3 separate regions of the Homo sapiens genome follow, and all the other regions are linked to region 1. The links are chromatin loops, found by intact Hi-C in ENCODE. Cell type or tissue: endothelial cell of umbilical vein. All regions are shown on one strand. Region 1 has its middle 37 kb from the start of SH3D19. Region 2 holds the start of PRSS48 (serine protease 48). Region 3 overlaps SH3D19 (SH3 domain containing 19).

The links. Peaks named below come from ENCODE experiments on the same cell type or tissue, not always from the same donor. Only the 100,000 strongest peaks of a DNase experiment are listed, where the experiment ranks them.
Region 2: a loop joins it to region 1, with 10 times the contacts of the local background. A loop is called at or near these places in 67 of 110 quality-filtered maps.
Region 3: a loop joins it to region 1, with 2.5 times the contacts of the local background. A loop is called at or near these places in 8 of 110 quality-filtered maps.

The regions. Positions count from the first base shown.
Region 1 is chr4:151,358,762-151,366,761 of GRCh38, forward strand. No RefSeq gene overlaps it. Among named protein-coding and RNA genes, the nearest start is that of SH3D19, 37 kb to the left of the region's middle. In endothelial cell of umbilical vein, a CTCF peak has its summit at 4,110; a DNase peak (open chromatin) is centred at 4,110.
Region 2 is chr4:151,273,497-151,281,496 of GRCh38, forward strand. The region is part of intron 1 of SH3D19 (SH3 domain containing 19); the gene reads right to left. PRSS48 (serine protease 48) reads left to right here and starts at 3,665. Exons shown (of 5, transcript NM_183375.5): 1 at 3,665-3,728; 2 at 6,300-6,462. The coding sequence starts at 3,677. LOC124900799 (a long non-coding RNA gene) reads right to left here and starts at 1,662. Exons shown (of 2, transcript XR_007058328.1): 1 at 1-1,662. In endothelial cell of umbilical vein, CTCF peaks have their summits at 3,453 (motif pointing right) and 3,658; a DNase peak (open chromatin) is centred at 3,465.
Region 3 is chr4:151,224,592-151,232,591 of GRCh38, forward strand. SH3D19 (SH3 domain containing 19) reads right to left here. Exons shown (of 20, transcript NM_001378122.1): 2 at 1,456-1,495. Among named protein-coding and RNA genes, the nearest start is that of PRSS48, 49 kb to the right of the region's middle. In endothelial cell of umbilical vein, no CTCF peak of the experiment used is centred here; DNase peaks (open chromatin) are centred at 1,840, 3,340 and 4,120; H3K4me3 peaks cover 2,501 bases; H3K27ac peaks cover 3,831 bases.

The DNA.
Region 1 (8,000 bases):
AAAGATACCCATTAATTCTCTTGGGGTACCAGGTGAACATTTGGTCATTCCTGTTGTGGGGGGAAAAAAGAAAAAAAATCAGAAATAACACAGCATGGACTGGTAAATGTCCCTCGGTCCACCTCACCATCTCCTTATTTATGTGGCAGCAGCTCAGAGGCAGCCTTTCAACATAAGTCCCATATTTTATTCAGTTCTGTTCATCAACTGCTGTTCTTGTTGCTTTTCCATCTAATTGTGTTTTTAGCTAAAAAAAAATTTGGGGTTCTATGATGTCAGTATCAAAAGACACTTGCTCTTTGACAAGTTAAGTTATTTTATCTCCAAAGAAAGATATGGAACAATGTCAGACCACTAAGATGCTATTTTATGTTGGGCTTAGAGGTCATGGAGTGATTCAAAGTAAAATGTTACTCAGTCTTATATATTATATAATATATGTTATATATATTATATATTAATCAACAAATATTTAATGAGTGATCACTGCTACTTAGGACCACCAGTGTTAGGTGCAATGAGACATGTAAATATATGTTATTGATCTATAAATATAAAAGCAAATATAAATATAGAAAGAAAACATATCAAATGTTTTTACTGAGTCAGAGACAGTATTTGTGGTGAAGGAGTGTTTTGGTAGGGGGTAAATCAAAAGACTATTCTATGGCAGCTGGTTAATAGAGTTTCAGGCTTCAAGGATATCATAATCTAGTTAGGAAGACAAATTACATTGATAGTAGAGAATTAATGAGTGTTAAATAGTTTGGTCTTCATTATCAGTGTAATGTTAGTTTATAAAAGGAAAAACCAGATTGGCTTGAATAAATGGTTTACTCGGTAAAGTAGTCAGAAATAAGATGGGATGAATAATTCATATCATGGAGCTAGTCAAGCTAGAAAGTCTGAAATTGATCACACACAGACACACACACACGCGCACACACACACACACAGAAGCAACTCTCTCGAATAAGGGAATGACAGTCATTCAAGGGCTATAATATGTGCTGGGCACTGTGCCAGTTGCTAAGGGCACCAAGATGACCAGTGTACAGTTCTTGCTCTTATGGAGCTCACAAAGAGGCATTTTAGGAAATTGATTTGGCTGAAGTCCACAGGACAGACAGGAATGGGGTGAATTGAGAGCTAAAGAGACCAGCTATGAGGATGGCCAGTGAGAAAATGAGGGCCTGGGCTAATGTAGAGGTCTTGGGAGAGCAGAGAAGAGTGAACCTGCAGGTACGGAAGTGCTTGCCACCTGCAAAAGGAGGGTTGGAAAAGAGGGAAGCAATAAGGAGGGCAGGAAGGAACAGTAGGGTTGCCACCAACTGAAATAGGGCACTTGTAAAGGCAGCCAAACTACAGTAGCAGAAATTATGAATTTTTAAAAGATACTGAAAGTGAGCTCATGGCAGGACATACACACTGAAATAAATACTAAGAAGATGGAACTATGGACTGATGCAGGATAGATGAGGCTGGATGAATTCTCCAGGAGCTGAATAGCGAGAGAAATCAGAGCCTTAGCAGGGGCACCCAGAGAGTTAGGAGCTGGGAGGGGAAGGGAGTCAAAAGTAGTTGAAAGGTCAAGAAGAAGGAGAATGTAGTGTCACTGAATCTAAGGGAGGAAAGAATTTCAAGGAGTGGGTTGTCAGAGAGGCTGAAGAGAATGAAAACCAAGAGAAAGCCATTCATTGTATAAAACTGCACTCTATAAGGCAGTCTGTGGGTTTTTTGTTTTAAAAATAAATAAAAAGTATATGATATTAATAGGCTCTGAAATAAAACATATATGCAAATGAACATCAAAGATTCAGTGACCTGCAGGACTGAGATAAGAGTGCCTTATAGTCATATAGCCTTTTGGTTTTTAAAGTACCTTAGAATACATTATTTGAACTGATCTTTTATTACATTCCTGGGATGATTATAACCTAAAAGGAATCACATTTCCTGTTTTGATCATTTAGTTACTCAACTACAGTTTTGCATTTGTACAACTATCAATACTAACAATAAATAACTATCCGGGAACTTTGTGACAGAAAATGAAAGATGATGACAATTATGATGATACCCATAGTAATAATACCCAACATTTATATAGCATGAAATGATTTCACATATGTTATTTCATTTTACCTTCAACAGCTCAGTGAAATAAATCTCATTATCTCCATTTTATATGTGTGGGCAGCTTTTAAAAATCCATGCTCCAAACAGATAAATTAAACAGGGCTAAACTAGACCAAAGAAATGGGCTTTTTATGTTTAATAAACTTAAAGCCCTGCTAAGAACAATGAAGGAAATTTTTATTATAGAACAAGAAACAAAATACTAGGACACATCAATTAATCTATCCCCTTTCTCTAAGAAGACAGAATATGGAGTTGCTTATCCCATTTGAAAGTCTCCTAAATTTCTGCTAGTTAGAAATGTTTTGGTTGCAAATGACAAGACCCACCTCAAACTCATTTAGGAAAAATAGTAGCAGGGGGATTGATTGCTCAATAATTGAACAGACTAAGAGTTGAAGTTCAGTCTAAAGGTTCAGATGTGACTGAATTCAAGCACAATTCTAGCTGGAAAAGAGCAAATGCAGAGTTCAGATGGGCTGAGTGTGTGTGTATGTGTGTGTGCGTGTATGTGTGTGTGTGTGTGTGTGTTGGGGGTGGGGGGAGCGGGGGAGATGAGACAAAGCCCTACCTCAATTTCAAGGACTTAAAGTGGGGAAGGAATGGTCTTCAGAAAGAAAATTAAGGTGCTTCCAGTAGAAGAAAGAAGAATGGATGCTGGGCAGGCAAAACCGTAGATCTCCAAAATTACTATCCTCAAACGGTGTTCACCAACTTACCTGAAATTCTCACTGTCAGAACTATTTCTTTAAGACTTTGGGTCTCAAGAGTTTCCTACAGTTAATTGGCTACTCTGGGGCAAATGTTCTCAATGTTGGCTGTATATCAGAGTCATGTGGGTAGCCAGAAAAGGTTTCAAAAATATATGGATGACTGAGCCTAACCTCTCAAGTGGGGTCCAGTGGATACCCCAAACTTTGTCCATGCAGTACATTTTGAAAGGAACAACAAATTGTGCAAAATGAGTAGCAGAGTTATCAGTTTCTCATTCCATATCTTCTCTCCTCTCTCTTTTCACCTCCAATGCTATCAGTGAGGACTGTCACGGAGTAGGCATCCCATAAATATTGGCAGAACTGAATATAATGGAACTGAAATGAGAGAATATACTATACTATCCGTGTTCCTGTGTTTTCCTCCTTTGAACATACTAGATTCCTACTTCCGGTTTGGGACTTACTGTCGACAAGATAAGAAAAGTGATGGACAAAGTGAGGAGGAGTCATGTGCTCAAGGACCCTCCAATCCAGCAGGGGAAAGAGGTGAGTTTCCCGGAATGACTGGAATTTGGTGAGCACATGGAAGGCACAGCTAACCCCATCTTAAAGAATCCAAATAAGTCTAAGTCTTAAGTGAAATTTAGAAGTCAGGGCCGGACGCGGTGGCTCACGCCTGTAATCACGGCACTTTGGGAGGCCAAGGCGGGCGGATCACGAGGTCAGGATATCGAGACCATCCTGGCTAACACGGTGAAAACCCATCTCTATTAAAAATACAAAAAAATTGGCCAGGCGAGCCGAGATGGCGTCACTACACTCCAGCCTGGGCGACAGAGCGAGACTCAGTCTCAAAATAAAATAAAATAAGTCAGGCAGAGAGAGGGGGTATTGGGTGTGCTGAGCATGGTTAAAGTCCAGTAAGCAAGAAAGCCGGCCTATTTGAAGACTTGCTTCAGTTATGGCTAGAGGATAGTACCTAAGGGCAAGGTGAGCAGGGCTGAAGCTGGGGAAAGAGCCCGGGACTTGAATGGTATGTTTATCTTTATTTAAATACTCAGGGCTCTAAAGGAGCGTTAATTCCAGACAGAATTCTCACACATTCAGTCATTTTTGCGCATGTACATTTCTATTTGTGGATTGAAGAAAAATATTACAGTTTTAAGTTGGGTTTAAAAAAATCAGTCAAGAAATGAACCCAAATGGCTTCCATAAGGCCACTATGATTTGGCGTTCTTGGGCTGCAGTGCCACCACTCGGCCACAGGGTAGCAGTGCAGCTCAGCAGACAGTGGGAAGCGGAAAGCAGAATAGTTGAGGGGCGGGGTTACAGGGAATCCCTCCCCAAAGCAGCAAATAATAGGGCTCTCCTTGAACTAGGTGGAACACATTAGCCCCATTTCTACACCTCCACACTTCCTTCCTCTATCATCTATCCCCACATCTATCAAGTCTAGCATAAATTCATGCGGAGTACAAACATGTTTGTAAAACAATGATCCATCCCTACAGGACTTGCTACATGCCCCCCATCTCAGTAAACAGTGGGCTTTCCTTGTAAAAAAAAAAAAAAAAAAAGGGAAATAATGAAAAGGTCCAATGATCAGAGGCTGACTAAATGACCTGTGGTATGTTTATCAAAGAAATACAATGCCTCCATTAAAAAAAAATCTGTTTTGCAGATTATTTAAAGATAGAGAAAATGATAAAGAGAAAAAAGTGAAAAAAAAAAAAAAAGCAAAATCCGAACAATATGCAGTGAGATCCCAGACTGCTTGCTTGCTTGCTTGCTTGAGACAGGGTCTCTCTATGTTGCCCAAGCTGGTCTCGAACTCCTGGGCTCAAATGATCCTCCTGTCTCAGTCTCCCAAGTATCTAGGACTAGGGGCGCCTGCCACCACAACTTGCTAATTATTTTTATTTTACTTTTATAGAGATGAGAGTCTTGCTTTGCTCCCCGGCTGGTCTCAAATTCCTGGCCTCAAGTGGTCCTCTTGTTTCCGCAGAACAGATATTTGTAACAAAATAGAAACCTATTGTTTTGTGACTTGCTAAATTCATATAACTATATATCCTGAACTTTTCCCATGTCATTAAGTACATGATTTTTTATGACTGGGCTGAATACTTATTTTAATATAAGTGTGAACTATAACTTATTCAGCCAATCTCCTATTGTTAAATATCTCTTTTATTTCCTAGTTTTTAGCTGGTAAGAATGAGACTAATATCCATTTGCTTTTGCGTCTCTTTGATTATTTTCTTAGCATTAATTGTTAGAACTGAATTGTTGGATTAAAGACATTTCATCCATTTGTCAAGTGAAAGGGTGCTGCAATTTACCCCTCCTCAGTACTATCTTTTGGAATATCATAGCATTATGATAAGTCTTGAAACATGGTAGGGTTAGTCATTCAACTTTGTTCTTATTTTCCAAAGTTGTTTTGGCTATTCTAGTTCTTTTATATTTCCATATGAGTTTTAGAATCACCTTATCAGTTTCTACACAAAAAATCTGTGAAATTTTAGCCGGGTGCCATTGTGTGCACCTGTAGTCCTAGCTACTTGGGAGGTTGAGGCAGGAGGATCTCTTGGCTCAGGAGTTTGAGGTCAGCCTGTTTCTAAGAAAATACAAAAACAAAACCAAATTTGGACTGGGATGTCATTGAAACTAGAAATCAATTTGGGGATAATTGACTTATTCTTAAAAATTGGCCAGGCGCAGTGGCTCATGCCTGTAATCCCAGCACTTTGGGAAGCTGAGGCTGGTGGATCACTTGAGGTCAGGAGTTCGAGACCAGTCTGGCCAACATGGTGAAACTCTGTCTCTACTAAAAATATAAAACTTAGCCAGGCATGGTGGTAACCCATTAAATCCTTCACAATTAAGTATTAGGCGTAGGTTTTTATGGATGCCCTTTATCAGGTTGATGAATTCCTTAGCTTGTTGAGAAAATGGATGTTGGATTTTTGTCAAATGCCTTTTCTGCATCTATTGAGATGATCTTGTGGTTTTCTTTTTCAGTTTGTTAAGATGATGAATTATAGGCCAGGCGCGGTGGTTCACGCCTGTAATCCCAGCACTTTGGGAGGCTGAGGTGGGCAGATCACGAGATCAGGAGATCGAGACCATCCTGGCTAACACAGTGAAACCCCGTCTCTACTAAAAAATACAAAAAATTAGCCGGGCGCAGTGGCGGGCGCCTGTAGTCCCAGCTACTCAGGAGGCTGAGGCAGGAGAATGGCGTGAACCCAGGAGGCAGAGCTTGCAGTGAGCCGAGATCGCACCACTGCACTCCAGCCTGGGCGACAAAGTGAGACTCCGTCTCAAAAAAAAAAAAAAAAAAAAAAGATGATGAATTATATTGATTTACTATATATATATATATATACACACACATACACACACACACACGCACACACAAAATACATATGTATCTTAATTCCAATAGCTTTTGGAGTGCAAGAGGCTTCTGGTTACATAGATGAAGTGTATAGTGGTGAAGTTTGAGATTTCAGCATACCAGTCCCAAGTAGTGTACATCCTTGACTTGCTCCTGATTTTAGGGGTAACCCATTAAATCTTTCACAATTAAGTATTAGGTGTAGGTTTTTATGGATGCCCTTTATCAGGTTGATGAATTCCTTAGCTTGTTGAGAAAATGGATGTATATGTAGCTTTTCATCACCTATCCCTTCCCACTCTCCCCCATTCTGAGTCTCCATTATACCACTCTGTGTGACTTTGCACATCCATAGCTTAGTTCCCACTTAGAAGTGAAAATATACAGTATTTGGTTTTCCATTCCTGATTTACTTCACTTAGAATAATGGCTTCCAGGCCGGGCGCGGTGGCTCATGCCTGTAATCCCAGCACTTTTGGGGGCTGAGGTGGGTGGATCACTTGAGGTCCAGAGTTTGAGACTAGCCTGGCTGACATGGTGAAACCCCATCTCTACTAAAAATACAAAAATTAGCTGGGCGTGGTGGTGCACACCTGTAATCCCAGCTACTCAGGAGGCTGAAGTGAGAGAATCACTTGAACCTAGGAGGTGGAGGTTGCAGTGAGCTGAGATTGCACCATTGCGCACTGAGATCGCACCATTGCACTCCAGCCTGGGTGACAGAGCGATACTCCATCTCAAAAATAATAATTATTATTATTATTATAATGGCTTCCAGCTCCATATTGATTCATTTTCTAATTTTAAGCCAACTTTTCATTCCTGGGATAAATTCCATTTGGTCATGACATATTATTCTTTTTCTATATTGGGAGATTTTGTTTAGAATTTTAGATCTCGTTAATGGAAGATAATTAGTCTATAGTTTTCTTGTAACACCTTTGGTTTTGGTATCAGGGAAATGCTGGCCTTGAGTGAACTGAAAAGTATTGCTCCCTTTAAATTTTTAGGAAAATTTGTTGATAATTGGTAGAATTTTTTTCTCAAATGTTTGCTAGAATTCACCAGTAAAGCCATCTGGCCCTGGAGTTTTCTTTGTGGGAAGGTTTTTAACTACACATTTAATTTTCTTAATAGTAATAAGGCTCCCCTCGCTTGTGTCCTATCTTCCAGACCTCATTCTTCTACATTGCCTGATGTCTGTTGCCTTGAAAACTATGCTTTCTTATGTTTGGTCTTTTTCCTTTTTTGGCTGCTTCAGGAAAGACAATAAATCTGGTTTTTGTTATTCCATGTTGTGTGGAAACAGAAGTGCTTTATATGTTTCTGTATTTTCATAGAAAAATTTTTTTATCGCTCAAAAATTATAAATATACATTTGGAAAATGCTACATAGCTTTGAACAGCAAAGAATTTAGTAATTATTTTGAGAATTTCTGACAGGTCCTCATTATTTACTCTGAAAACACTAAACTGTAAAGCTCTATGCAATTATTAAATATTATTTTTGTTGTGTTTTCCATGTTGTATAAAAGCTTTATATATACTTTAGGCTTACAATGTGTTCCTACTTTCACATAATATTTAGAAGAGGCTGACTAATGAAAGCTGGAGAAACAGTATACGAAATGCTTAATTTTGGTTTATCAATTATATTCAATAAGTTAAAATGTCTAGTTTAATGAGTCATTAAATACAAATAACCTGGATAGGGCTATTTTAAAAGTTTATATTAGAGAAGG
Region 2 (8,000 bases), 85 kb before region 1:
GGTGAATCGCTTGAACCTCGGAGGCGGAGGTTGCAGTGAGCCGAGATTACGCCACTGCACTCCAGCCTGGGCGACAGAGCGAGACTCCATCTCAAAAAAAAAAAAAAAAAAAAAAAAAGAAGTCCAAAGACCTGGGACAACCACAAAATCCTCAGAGGGAAAGGACTCTCTGGTCAAGTTTTTTGCTCCTGTGGTAAGTCAACAGAAAGATCTGTCCAAAGCTTTCAGGTCTCTGCAAAATGAATAATAAGCTACCTTTACTCTAAACATGATCAGAAGGCAAATCTCAAACTGAGGTCTGACCTTTTAAAAGAACTATATTAAGTGAGTTAACTCAATAGCTAAAATTGTCTGTGAATACCATAAATTAATTGGAATATTCACAAAGATGGTTGTGCTATGAATAAGAAATCTTTTTCTTCAATGAAACGAGCTGGAGAAAACTGCCGGTTGTAATGTTAATTTCAGAAAAAATTAAGATGAAAAATACTAAGAGTCATTGTATAATGATAAAATCAGTGAGTAGCAGAAAACCAGAGTGAATGCATAAACCACAAAAACAAAATTGGATACACAAAACAAGAACCATTAAAAATGTATTCAGAAACTATCACAAATGTAATAGTAGTAGTAGATTTTCATCCCCATCAAGCAGACACAAATGAAAACAAATGAATTTTAAAAACATAAATTTGGTAAAAATTCATGGTGTTGCAGTGTTTGCTTAAAAAAGCAAATGGAGAGATTTTTTTCACGTGTTCACTTCTAAAATCTTTTAAAATGTATTTAAAGAGGTAAACATCTTTATGCTACTTTACTGAGATATAGCAAACCTGGCATCTGCCCTGCCACAATAGCCCCTGCAACTGAGCTGGCCATATTTCTGCATCCCCATCTTCTCACCTTCCCATATGAGGGTACTTACCCCAAGGACAGTTAATCCATGGCCATGAACCTATATCCTGGTTAGAAAAGATAATCTGTGCCAAATAAGACGTCTTGGGAGTCTGAACTGAAAATAGGGAACAACTTGAGCAGTTTATAGTAGGACAGAAAGAAATGACATGGAATTCGGTTGAGCCATATTAATAGCAGAGAACCAGAGAGAAGATCCTGCTATGAGCTCTTAAGCTGTCATGAATCCAGAGCTCCTTTCCAGCTCTGGTCTTCAGGGTTGTCCTATGGCAGCTCCAGGTGTCCCTGTTATCCTGTTCTTATTATTCCATAGACATCTACATAAGTTTGCTAGGGCTGCTGTAACAAAGTACCACAGACTAGACGAACTTAACCAACAGAAATTTATTTCCTCACAGTTCTGGAGGCTGGAAGTCCAAGATCAAGGTATCAGCATGGCTGGTTCTTTCTGAGGGCCATGAGGGAAGGATTTGTTTCAGGCACCCTAGGCTTGTAAATAGCTGTCTTCTCCCTCTATAGATGTCACGTACATGACATTTCCTCTTCTAAGGACATCACTCATATGAGATTAGAACCCAACCTAATGACCTCTTTTTAATATAATTACCTCTTTAAAGACCTTATCTCCAAATATTGTCATACTCTGAAGTATGGAAGTGCGGTTAGGACTTCAAGATACGTTTTTTTTTTTTTGAGACGGAATCTTGCTCTGTCGCCCAGGCTGGAGTGCAGTGGCGCGATCTCGGCTCACTGCAAGCTCTGCCTCCAGGGTTCACGCCATTCTCCTGCCTCAGCCTCCCAAGTGGCTGGGACTACAGGCACTCGCCACTACACCCGGCTAATTTTTTGTATTTTTTAGTAGAGACGGGTTTTCACTGTGTTAGCCAGGATGGTCTCGATCTCCTGACCTCGTGACCCACCCGCCTCGGCCTCCCAGAGTGCTGGGATTACAGGCGTGAGCCACCATGCCCAGCCTCAAGATACATTTTTGAGGAGACATAATTCAGCTCAAAACAATAGCTTTAAAATAATCTCCTCTTGATTTAAGCTAGCTTAAGTGAGCCTCAGTTGCCTGTAACTGAATAGTTCTTACCAAAATATCTACATTTTCTGGTCTTCCATTATTATTTGAGACAGGTTCTTTCCGTCGCCCAAGCTGGAGCACAGTGGTACAGTCATAGCTCATGTAGCCTTGAACTACTGACTTCAAGTGATCCTCCTGCCTCAGCCTCCCGAGTAGCTGGGGACTTCAGGTGCACATCACTACACCAGGCTAATTTTTAAATTTTTGTAGATATAGGGTCTCACTGTATTGCCCAGGCTGATCTCAAACTCCTGGTCTCAAGGGATCCTCCCCGTTCAGCCTTTCAAAGTGCTGGGATAATAGGCGTAAGCTACCACGCCCAGCCACTTCTATTATTATTATTATTATTATTATTTTTTTTTTTTTAGACGGAGTCTCGCTCTGTCGCCCAGGCTGGAGTGCAGTGGCGCCATCTTGGCTCACTGCAACCTCCGCCTCCCGGGTTCAAGCGATTCTCCTGCCTCAGCCTCCCGAGTAGCTGTGACTACAGGTGCACGCCACTACACCCAGCTAATTTTTGTATTTTTAGTAGAGACGGGATTTCACCATGTTGGCCAGGATGGTCTCAAACTCCTGACCTCAGGTGATCCACCCGCCTCGGCCTCCCAAAGTGCTGGGATTACAGGCATGAGCCACCGTGCCTGGCCTATTAGTTTTAAACTGCTTATATGTTTCTTTCAAGCATCCCAATATTTTAAGTTGCAAGAGAGCAGTAACATTTTAATAGTTCATTGAATTCTGCCTCCACAGACCTAGCACCCTACAAACAATTGGCACAGAAAACAAAAGGCAGAGTGAAGATTTCTGAGGTAGATGTTGTGGTGTACCATCCAGACCCCCCTTTAGAACTGAAGCATTCATTCCCTTAGCAGCTAGGAGTGTTGGCTGCTGACAGTTCACAGCTAAGTCTTATTCCAAGAACTGCCAACAGAGCCACCTCACCCAAGGTAATGCCCCCTCCTAGGAGGTGGCCTGCATCCAATGATGCAGACCCCTAAGAACGCATCCTTCTTAGCTCAGTACAGAAAGTCTCTGAGGGCCACCTCAGCTCCAGAGAAACTTGTGAGATAGGCTGTGGCCTCTGTTGCAAACGCATCACAGTTCAACTCTCCCTCTAACCAATCCTACTACCCACCCAAGAGCTGCTGATCCTGAGACCACTCTAAAATAAATTTCCTGCACACAAATCTCTGTCTTAGAGTCTGTTTCCCAGGAAACTTGACTTGCAGTGCAGCTAACACTGTAACAGAAATGAAAACAAACAAACAAAAAAACTCAGAAAAATTAACCAGATACTGGGTTCATTTCCTCTTTTCCATTTCTTGCTTTTGGAGAATCCTGTCCACCTTCTATCTCCTTGCTAGAGACAGGGTCCTGTTTCTTCCAGTGCCCTCAACCAGCCACTCCTCAACACCACAGGCAGAAACCCCAGAAACCCTGCTCTCCCAGGACAGCAGGGGGCGCCACAGACCCCAGTTCCTCCCCTGGGTCCTGCAGCTGCACTTCTGAAGTCTGGTCCCTTCAGGATCTGGCAGCGGGTGAAGACCAAAGGAGAGGAGGGGGTGAAGCAGAGGAATCCATCTAGGAGAAGCTAGTTCTGGCAGCTCCCCATTGGCCTCTTCCTGGGAGCCTGAGTCCAGGAAGCAGGAAGCGCTCACTGGCTCTGAGGACAGAGACATGGGCCCTGCTGGCTGTGCCTTCACGCTGCTCCTTCTGCTGGGGATCTCAGGTGAGCGCCAGGGTGGGGTTGAGAAGGCAGAGGCAGAGGATTTTTACTAAAGAGGGCATCACATAGAACAATGTGACACTTCACCCATGGGATGTTAGTTATGAGTAGCACAGCCTGAGAAGGTCCTGAGAGGCTACTATATACCCAGCACCATTCCAATGCTCCCGATTGGAAATAGCAGTACACACACACACCCACAAGATCCCTATCTTCGTGGGACTTATAATCAATGCACATATTAAATGTGTAAATTATAAGGCTTGTTAGAAGGTAATAAGTACTATGAAAGGAAAGGGGCATCTGAAGTACAGGGGCAGGAGTGTTGCAATCTTTAGAAGGGTAGTTAAAGAAGGCCTCACTAAGAAGGAGTCATTTGAGCAGAACTGAAGGGGATAACTAAATTAAGTAAGAGGATCCAGGAAAAGAGCATCTCAAGCAGAGGGAACTGGAAGAGCAAACACTATTCTATGATTTCAGGTATATGCTTGTTCATTTATTTTTCTGGTCCACAGGGATTTAAAGGAAGGGTATACTGGCCAGGCACAGCAGCTCACGCCTGTAATCCCAGCACTTTGGGATGCCAAGGCGGGCAGATCACCTGAGATCAGGAGTTCAAGACCAGCCTGGGCAACATGGTGAAACCCCATCTCTACAAAAAATACAAAAATTAGCCGGGCGTGGTGGCGGGCACCTGTAGTCCCAGCTACTCAATAGACTGAGGCAGGAGAAGTGCTTGAGCCTGGAAAGTGGAGGTTGCAGTAAGCCGAGATAGCGCCACTGCACTCCAGCCTTAGCGACAGAGTAAGACCCCGTCCCCCCAAAAAACAGAAAGGGTATGCTGAGAGAGCAAAAAACTTAACAGGTAGCAAAGAAGAAAGATACACAAATACTGCAAAATGCCAATTCAGTTAAACCAAATAGCACAAAAGTAAACAGCTTGCAACCTCAACCGCATCTGAGGGCATCATTGTATTTATAAACTAACATACTTCATATTCCTGATGGTGACCTTGAATCAAGTAAAAGCTAAATTTGAATCTTCATAGAGCATTTTTTTTTTAAGAGACAGAGTCTCACTCTGTCACCCAGGTTAGAGTGCAGTGGTGCAATCATAGCCCACTGCAACCTCAGACTCCTGGGTTCAAGCAATCCTCCCACTCAGCCTCCCTAGTAGCTGGGACTACAGGTGTGGTTGAACCACACCTGTTGTGTTTGTGGCCCAAAAGAAGAAAAAAAAAACCCTGACTAGTATTTAGGAAGTGATTTGTGAAAAGTAAGAAAAGTCTCTAATATAGCACCTGTCTCCAACATTCCTTTTTCTACTTCTGTGCCTTATCTCTGGTCATCCCTAGTTTGAGAGTCCCATGTGACCTAGGGTTTCCTTCTGCCCTGCCTATCTCACCACATTTTTTTCCTTTTCTTTTCAGACAGGGTCTCACTCTCTCGCCCAGGCTGGAGTGCAGTGGCATGATCTAAACTCACCGCATCCTCCACCTCCCGGGCTCAAGCAATCCTCCTGCTTCAGCCTCCCAAGTAGCTGGGACTACAGGCATGCACCATCATGTCAGGCTAATTTCTTTATATTTTTTGTAGAGACGGTGTTTGGCCATGTTGCCCAGGCTGGTTTTGAACTCCTGGACTTGAGCAATCCACCCACCTCAGCCTCCCAAAGTGCTGGGGTTATAGGCGTGAGTCACTGTGCCCAGTCAATCTTACCACTTTCATTTGTCTATTGGTTCATTTATGTAGTCATGCAAATATTCACTGAGAACCTGTCTGTGTGCTAGCTACCAGCTAGAGCTCACACTTGTATGTAGTGTGCTGTTGTCAGTATCCACCTCTCACTGACCAGGGAACATCCACAGATAAAGCTGTGGCCCAAGTATAGGCTGACCTGCCAAGGCCAGCACCCTGCAGCAGCATCTTGGCCATCTACAACACGTCTTGAGTATACAGGTCACCAGCACACTAGAGAAAGAAGAGAAAGAGAAATGTGGAAATCTTTTTCTTTTTCAATTTTTTTTTTAGAGACCTGGTTTCACTATATTGCCCAGGCCTCAAGCAGTTCTCCCACCTCATCCTCCCAAAGCACCAGGATTACAGGCATGAGCCACTATCCCTGGTTTAAAAAAAAAATTTTAAGTTAAATGATATTCCATGTGTGCTGCTAAAGAAGGCAGGTAAGTATGTTTGTGAAGATTCCCACTAATAGGTAGAAGGCATTTGAAAATTTTGGCCTTTAACACCAATCTGGAAAATTTAAATATAAAGGAAGGTTCTCTGTTCAGTGAATCTAGATATTAGATGTGTTACTATGTGTTAATGATACCCTATTTCTTCCTTAGGTTCTTGCTTACACTCTTTTCCCAAAAAGAAAGAGCTACAATCAGGGGAGTGGTCTCCATTTTGAGCCCAAGACTGCTGGGTGTGGAACCAGAATAGGATGGAGTATGGTGTCTAGGGAGGGTTCAGGTCCTAGGAATAGATGGGAGTTTGGGAATGATGATAAGGTGGGGACCAGAGAAACAGGACTCCTAGGTTTCCACATTTCCCTTTCTTCTCTTTCTCTAGTGTGTGGGCAACCTGTATACTCCAGCCGCGTTGTAGGTGGCCAGGATGCTGCTGCAGGGCGCTGGCCTTGGCAGGTCAGCCTACACTTTGACCACAACTTTATCTGTGGAGGTTCCCTCGTCAGTGAGAGGTTGATACTGACAGCAGCACACTGCATACAACCGTGAGTTCTAGCTGGCAGCTAACACACAGACAGGTTCTCAGTGAATATTTGCATCACTTCATGAATGAACCAAAAGACAAATGAAAGTGGTAAAATAGGCAGGGCGGAAGGAAACCCAGGTCATGTCAGACTATCAAACCCGAAACAACTAGAGACAGGGCATAGAAGTAGAAAAAGGAAAGTTGGAGACAGGCACTATATTAAAGACTTTTCTTATTTTTTGCCAAATCACCTTCTAAATACCAGTCAGGAGATTTTTGTCGTGTTTTTGGGTCATAAACACAATCTGAGCTCTAAGAGCCACTGCTGTGAGAGAAGCAACTTGTCATGTGGTGAGTGTCCCTATGGAGAGGCCCATGTGGAACCCGCATCTCTAGTCAACAGCGAGAAGACCCAAAGCCTACCAACGTGAGTTTGGACACAGATCCTCCCCAGTAAGATGACTGCAGCTCACCTTGATTGCAGCTGCAGCTCACCTTGATTGCAGCCACATGAGAAACCTTGAGTCAATGGTACTCAACTAAGTCACACCTGATTCCTGACCCATAAAAACTATGAGATAAATATTTGTTGTTTTAAGCCACTAAGCTTTATAACTTATTATGCAACAATTGATAACTAATACACAACAGAAATTAAAATTCCAGGACTCTTCAATAACAACACTGAAAGTTCAATGAAAATAAGCCAGGTGTGGCAGCTTGCACCTGTAATCCCAGCTACTCATGAGGCTGAGGTAGAAGGATCACTTGAGCCTAGGAGTTCAAGGCTGCAGTGACCTATGATTGTACCACACATTCCAGCCTGGGCGACAGAGTGAGACCCTGTCTCTAAAAAAAAAATTAAGTTTAAAAAAAAACTCAAAGAAAATAGAGTAATAACTTCAAAATGCTAAAAAAAATTTATTTCCAACTTAGAATTCTACCCATATGCAAACTATCAATCAAATGTGGGATAGAAGTAAAACATTTTCACATACACAAAGCAGCAAAAATGTTACCTCTCATGCACATTTTCTCAAGAAGCCATAGGAGAATCTGCTCCACCAAAATAAAGGGGGAAAAACAGGAAAACACAGGATCCAGACAAAAGGGGAATAAAACACAGAAGAGAATCCCTAAGAAAGTCATAAAGGATAAAGAAAGTGCCAAGATGATGGCTGTGCAGCAGCCCAGATTAGAACAAGAGAGCAGAGGGCTCCAAAAAAAAGATAGTATTGATAGAATGCCTGACAAGTTTGAACAAAATGAGAGGAGATTTACACTTCTGGTGGAGAGCCTGGGGAATGAGACTGGTGATGGGTATAAAGATAAAAACAAAAAACCAAAGTGAGCCCACTTATCAACTCCAGGAGAAGCAAAACGTTTTATAAGAAATGTAATCACCCAATAGGACCCAGTAGTGAACAATGTTTACATAGTCACAAGAACAAACGCATTAAATACTGATCTAACGAAAAGTTATGATAACACTGGCTAGGAGGATGGGTGGAATGGAAGTGGGAGGTGGGGGGTAGACAGCGATGTGTAAGAAAGCTC
Region 3 (8,000 bases), 130 kb before region 1:
CAGAATGTCAAAGGTCTTGGGGATCCTGGTTTTACCATCCTAAGTATTTTTGACTCTTCCAACTTTATGTCACTCACAGTTAAGCATGCTGTCAAAGTCCTTTCTCTTACATTGCCTTATTTTTATTTTTAACAGAGATGAGACAGTGTTTTGCTATGTTGCCTAGGCTAGTCTTGAACTCCTGGGCTCAAGCGATCCTCCTGCCTCAGCCTCCCAAGTAGCTGCGATTACAGGTGTGAACCACCATGCCTGGCTGCTATTTTTCTTTAAGTATCTAATATAAAAGAATCTTACGAACTGTTTAATGATTATGGTGGTAGATACATAATTGTACATGCCTATCAAAACTAGTAAGATTATACACAAAAAAGAATGAATTTTAACATATGTAAATTGTACCTGGAAAAAAAATCAGTCAATATTCTAAATACCCAGCTATATTCTTCTCTCAGATTAGGTCTCACTAACTTATTTTGATTGACAATTTCTGCAAAACGCATTGCTATTCTAAGCAATGAAATTTTTATAGATCTTATATTTTTATTGATTGAGGTCAATGCACTCTAGGGTTTGATCTCTTGAAAAAGCACCAGGATTTGGCTTACCAGAGCAGTCAATCCAATGAGTACATTACTTTAACAATTCCCACAAAATAAAACATCAAAAAAGGTGGTAGAATGTGGAATAAAAAGAAATTAATATTAGAAAAATTATAATCTTTCATAGTACTGGGTTACAAATATTAAATATAGCCTGTCAGTCCTGCCTATGAGAAGTCAGACAATTTTTCACCTATAAGTTTGACAAGGATTTTTTAATGTACTCTTCAGTGTTGGAGAATTCTAGTGAAATACACTCAGTGTGGTTGAGAGCTTAAGTGATACAACCTTCCTGGCCACTTGAAATACCTAACAAAAACATAAAATAATCCATTTGAATATATACATACATATATAATCTAAAAGTCTAGAAAGAAATGTACCAAAATTTTAGCAATAGCCAGCCATCTCTGGCTGATGGAAGGCAGTCTGGGTTTTGTTTTGTTCTGCTTTTTTCATGCTTTGTATTTTTAAAATATCTTTTAAATTTCTACAGTGAGCCTATATTAGTTTTATGATTAGGAAAACAGCAGTACACACTTACAAAAATACTGGTTAAAGGGAGGGGAGGAAAATAAGTCACAAAAACTAATAAATGAGAGTAAAATAATTTTTACGAAAATATATCTGTCACTGATGGGAATTCCTAAAATAAAACATGTTTTCCAGGTAGTCAATAGTTTTATGTGAAATTTTAATTCAGAGAATGAATAAGATTTCCCTTATGAAGCTTCTCTGAATGCTACAGAAGATTCCAATAGACAGTAACTCTAAAGAGGACACTTACATTGCTTCCAAACAATACTTTTCAAATAAGAAGCTTTATACAGAATTATTAGATACTGTAAATTCATACCTTGAAGAACGATGTTCTGGTTTATTTCGTTCGTTGCGATCTGTAGAGAAAGAAGATGGTTACGTGTCAAAAGGTTCTTTAAAAGCTCTGGAAAGAAGTTTTTAAATACCAGCTGCCATACCATTAGATTTCACAAAGGACTGTTCAAAGGTAGTTGTGTCTTCCTAAGTATAAGGCTCTTCATCACAGTTCGCCTGACAGAGGCAGAAAAGACACAATGAAGGACAGGCATAAAAGCTTACGGTTTGTTAAAATCATCTACTTGGAAAATGCATCATTACATGCATTATTTCATTTTATAAGATCTTTCCTGTGCTAAATACTTTGCTAACACTAGAAGAGATTTAGCTAAGGAAAGAAAGCAAGGAAACTGCAAAGCCACAGATTACTCAGCTCAAAAAAATCATTCCATGAATCATGGTTGGCAGAAGCTTCTAACAGAATGGGGAGGGGGAAAAATGAGCAGTCAGCTACAACATCTGCAAATACTAAGACCAATACAGCTTCACCCTTAACTATCTACCACCCAGAACATTTCAGAAGTTGGATTTCAATGTTTCTCCAGTAATTAGATATAATGTGCTCTCTATATAAAATTTTTGATCGTCACAACTGGGAAGAAGGGAACTCTCATGGGTAGAAAGCAGGAATGTTGCTAAAGATCCTACAATGCATAGAGCGGTCCCTTTCACCAAAAGAATTATCTCATCCAAAATGTCAGCAGTGCAGAGGTCGAGAAACCCTGCTATAGGGTAAGAAATAAGAGCACAGATGCTTGAACTTTTCAAAAGTGACTCTCTAGACTGCTGTAACATGCTATTAATCAACCTTGAGACTATCATATACAAGAGAACCATAAAACCCACAGGTTGTCTTTTTTGAACCTGAGTAACAATTTTTCCTCCACTATATGCTTAAGAATTAAAAATAAATGAAGTAAAAGGCCGCAGTGTTATGCAAAAATAAACAATATGAAGCAATATACAAACCACAATATATCCTAAGCAATGACGTTAAGAAAAAATCCTATGGAATATTATCAAAATACAGTTTTCTATAGTATCTTCTGAATTAATGCTAACAAGATAGAATTTAATGGCAACGTAAAGATTAAGACAGGAATGCTTTTAGTTTTTCCTTAATTTTATTGCTGTTAGAACAGAATAAGAGGATTATGAAACATACTCTAAAACTTCTAGAAAGAAATATGGAAGAAAAGGAATAGGATTTACACAGTTAAACGTATGTAACAATTCTTTCTGAATGAGTTCATAATAAAAAAGAAATGTTTTTCAAAGCCAAAGAGTTAGTACTCATGAAAACACTGTTCTCTGAAAGACTAATAAGTAAAAAGATTCACAATAAAGCATGCCTGCTTAGATATAATGATTTCCAAACACATAGTGTTAGCACATTTCTGGTTCCAATTTTTCTACACTGTGACTTAGTATTACTGCAGCTTTTAAAACTTTTCTGTTTTAATTTAACTTGGTTTTACCCCTCCCTTAAATGAAAATATCATGTTTTTCATTTGATGAGTATTAAGATTTTAAAGTCATAGTAACGCAGGGCACATTTAAATCATTTCTCTCAATCATTCTCCAGTTTTTAGCCTGCTAGCTTCGCTACAAAAATGAAGTATAATGTCTCAAAGTAAAGCCAGAAACTGAATACAGATTAGCTATCCTCATATAACAAAGCAACAACTCTTACCTGTGGCTAAAGCCGAGCTAAAACTCTGTCCAGAACATCATTTCCTGTGGCTGTGATCCTAGTTACATAGTTTACTTAGGCATGTAATAGCAAATTTCCCCACTAATCTTCCTAGTGGTACAACACACAAGAGGAAGGGAGAAACAGAGTCACGATGCATGTAAACAAGACTCAGTATCCAAGGGCTTCCCTCCAGGGCCTGTTCTGATTGGCAGATGTGCTATGACCAGTCTGCACAGCTGGAATGTGGCCACTCAGGAAGCAAATGGCTCACAGCTCTCCTTCGTTCTTGGTTAAAACAGGAAATTCTACAGTCATTTTTATACTTTCTGCTCTAAGAAAATACAAATGTCTTCTCATAGCACTTTTCTATTGAACCAGTAATTAAAATTCAACAAAAGACTTGATTATCTGCTGGGGGAAATTTTAAAATTTTCCCCCCAAATTCACTATTAGTGTTATCTGTGTTACATTCCTGTGTAAATATAGATACGCAGTACTTATAAAATGTTACTCCTAAGAATTCACATAGTTGATAATTTGAGGGTAAGGGTAAATTATCCATTACTCACAATATTTCCCATCCCTCACCTCTTGACCATGAAAAACAAATTGAAACACATGTTCTTGGCTTGATCTTTTCCCTCAAAGTATACAAATATTTGGATTTCACATTTTGCCATAAAGCCATCTTTTAGCTTAAATACATATAAATAATGGGGTGTGTGTTGCGTATCTGTGTGTCTTATATACTTATACTTTTTCATATACTTACATTTTAAAGTAATTTTCATGATAGTCAAGATTATTGTGCAATTGTCAAGAAATATATTAGTAGAAATAAATTTTTTGGCAAAATAATAAGTGGTTATTATTTTGTTCCAAAAGCCAAGACTGAACAAAACAAATCACTGAGGGTGGATTCAGAATCTGCTTTCTTGCCAACAATAACAAAACATTTGGATGAAAGCCCAAGAATGAGAACAGATCTATAGCAAACATGGAAATTTAATCTTGGCTATATATAGTGCTTTAAGTGTATGGATTTTATTTTAAATCAAATACTCTTCAGCACATTCTCTGAATTTTTTCTTTTCTTTTTTTTTTTCTTTTGAGACAAGGTTTCGCTCTGTACTCCAGGCTGGAGTGCAGTGGTGCAATCACAGCTCACTGCAGCCTTGAGCTCCTGAGCTCAAGTGATCCTCCCATCTCAGCCTCCCAAGTAGTTGAAGTAGTTAGGATTACAGGCACATGCCACCACGCCTAGCTAATTAAATTTTTTTTTTTTTTTTTGTAGAGACAGGGTCTCCCTATTTTGTCCAGGCTGGTCTCAAACTTCGGGACTCAAGCGATCCTCCTGCCTTGGCCTCCCAAAGTGTTGGGATTGCAGGCATGAGCCACTGTGCTCAGCCTTCCAATTTTTTAGTTTCTAATTTTCAAATTAATTGGGGGAGAATATTTCTAAAGGTTTTCTGAACTTCTGCATATTTAGAAATCATATGAATAACTTTCTAGCCCAAAGTCTCATCATTTCTATGAAAAAAAGAGTTATTAAAAATAAAATGCCTTAACTCTAAAATTTGCCAAATGCTACACATTTGCTGTGGATGATATACTTATTCCAGGGGCCTGCCCAGCAGAGCATGATGGTTTAGGTCACTCAAAGACCAGCAGTATATACTCAGTGTGAGGGTAACCATGGCTGGGTAACCATGTAATGGTTTTATAGATATGTATCACACACACACATACACACACACACCCCGCTCTTCCATTCCCTGTCCCTCTCATCCATGCCTCATGGTTAATAAGGCTAACTGAGGAATAGAAAAGTACTCTGTAAGTAGAACAAAGACAGAAAACAAGGCAGAGGCTGGGTGCAGTGGTTCACACCTGTAATCCCAGTACTTTGGGAGGCCGAGGTGGGTGGATCACCTGAGGTCAGGAGTTTGGGACCAGCCTGGCCAACATGGCAAAACCGCATCTCTACCAAAAGTACAAAAAAATTAGCTGGACGTGGTGGTGCACGCCTGTAATCCCAGCTACTCTGCGGGCTGAGGTGGGAGGATCACTTGAGCTCGGGAGATGAAGGGTGCAGTGAGCCAAAATCACGCCACTGCATTCCAGCCTGGGTGACGGAGTGAAACTCTGTCTCAAAAACAAAAACAAAAACAAAAAACAAGGCAGAGCTGGCACAAAGACTATTGGTTGTGTGTGTATAAATGCTGTGGGGGAGATGTGAGGGATGCAATGGGGGAACCCATGGTATGTCAAGGGGACTGAAGAACAGTTAGGGGAGTGGTGGGATGCTATCATGGGTCAAGGATTCTGTGTAAGAACTCCAGATTATCCACATTTTCCTTTCATGTCAACTTGGTTCTATGTAATCTAGACATATGATTCCAATGTTTATGTATTTAGGTGTTACGCCACTTACGTAGAAATGGGCCCCTGTTCTGGCACAGACAGTTTTTGGGTACGGCTACGCAGATCCTACTGATGTGGAACCATTCAGGGTGATTCTGACTCTAATAATACTTTGAAATGGAGATGACAAAAATGCAAATGCCATCTTTGCTTTGATTAAAACTAAGAAGAATAGCCAACTCAGAACTTATTAGAATCTGTTGTAAGACATTCAGGCTTTGATGATTTAGCTTTGATCACTTAACAGGAGAGAAAAATCAAACCCCATTGGGTAGGGACTTACTTTACTGACTCAAGTTGGAAATGAAAGACCTGAAATCATTCTTTGAAATTAAGGGCAAGGCTCAGTCTACATGAATGAATATACACAGATATACTCACAATGGAGTAAGAAGTGGTTTAAAGTGAGTCTTTTTTTTTTTTTTTTTAATTGAGACAGAGTCTCACTCTGTCACCCAGGCTGGAGTGCAATCTCGGCTCACTGCAATCTCTGCCTCCCAGGTTCAAGTGATTCTTCTGCCTCAGCTGGGACTACAGGTGCATGCCACCATGCCCGGCTAATTTTTGTATTTTTAGTAGAGATGGGGTTTCACCATATTGGCCAGGCTGGTCTCGAACTCCTGACCTCATGATCCAGCCACCTCAGCCTCCCAAAGTGCTGGGATTATAGGTGTGAGCCACCATCCCCGGCCAAAGTGTCCATCTTATATCTCATCTTGGCATACCAAAATCTCTTTAGCAGATGCATTACCAATGAAGCGATTCTGTAGCATACTCCCAAGCATTACTGTTAAGTTCCAGCTTGGGAGTATATACGGTATATATTATTTTTAAAATATGGATGAACCCTATATAAACCCTTTGTGCCATTCAGAATTACCTAAAGGTTCCTTGGGGCTGAAAACAAATTATTTGCAGCAGCAATGTCATTACATCTTTACTTATGACAAGCAGAATAAATAAAACAATGAACTCATCCATTATAAGACATAAGATATCCAGTGTTCATACATCTTACTTTGGTGATTCTTTAAAAGATTGCATAATTGATTCCAAACAAATAGACCATGGATGGGATTTTACTTATCAGATATCAGAATTTCAAATAACTTTTCTAAAAACCTTAAATGGTTCCTATATTTAGAGAGAGAAAACTGCAAATATATATATATATTTCAAGTATATACTTCAAGCATATATATACATACACTTGAAAAGAAGGCAGTGCTCATTCTACAAAGTTACTGACACCAACTAATATGAATCCACCTCTGCTTTCTATTTGACAGCCTTGTTTAGGTGTGTCTCCAAACTGATTTTTATTTACATTTGAGATTCCCACAGTGATGGTCTATTGTTCTTTTAAATGATACCTTTTCAATAAATATATATTTGTTGTTGCTGAAATAACACATTAAGTCAGAAAATTCCTACTCTCTTGGTTAAAAAAGCCAAGAAATTAAAGAGGGTCTCTGTCAGTTACCACTGCAGGGGAGAAATAAGACATACTACAGAGAAGTTTACATGGCTGCTGCTGCCCATGCTTCCATGGGTAAGTGGGAAAGTCTGGTCTACAGCACTATCAATAGTGACATCGTTCATTAATTAAAGTGCCTAAATTCATTAAAATTCATTAAAATGCAGTACTCTAATTACCCAGGAAGGGAAGAATTGGAGATGGAAAGGAAGTTTCTTCAAACAAGAATTTATGTCTTGGCTGGCTGGGGTGGCTCATGCCTGTAATCCCAGCACTTTGGGAGGCTGAGGTGGGCGGATCACTTGAGGTCAGGAGTTCAAGACCAGACTGGCCAACATGGTGAAACCCTGTCTCTAGTAAAACTACAAAAATTAGCTGGACATGGTGGCGCACACCTGTAATCCCAGCTGCTCAGGATGCTGAGGCAGGAGAATCGCTTGAACCCGGGAGGCGGAGGTTGCAGTCAGCTGAGGTCACGCCACTGCACTCCAGCCTGGGGGATGGAGGAAGACTCTGTCTCAAAAAAGAATTTATGTTTCAACAAAGAAGCAGACTATCTCTGGAATGTTTTCTCCTTCCCATCCCCACTGTTTTTACCCTCATTTTAGGTTCTTATCAGCAATTGTCTGGACTCTTATGTCCTGACTGGATTTTCTGGCCCCAGTTTCTTCCCTCTAACCCAATCACATTGCTGGCCAAATAAATCTAGGCCTCAGAAAATTATAAATCACTTAGATCTTCAGAGGATTAAATGAGATAATGCCAGTGACATTCTTAGCACCCTGTCTGTACACTTAAGCATACCACAAATGTCAGCTGCCGTCATGTTGTTAAAAGGCCAGCTATTAACTAGTTGTAGCAAATGATACTGCATCATAGTGACTGTACAAGTCACTTAACCTCCCTAAGCCTCAGTTTTCTCATCTAC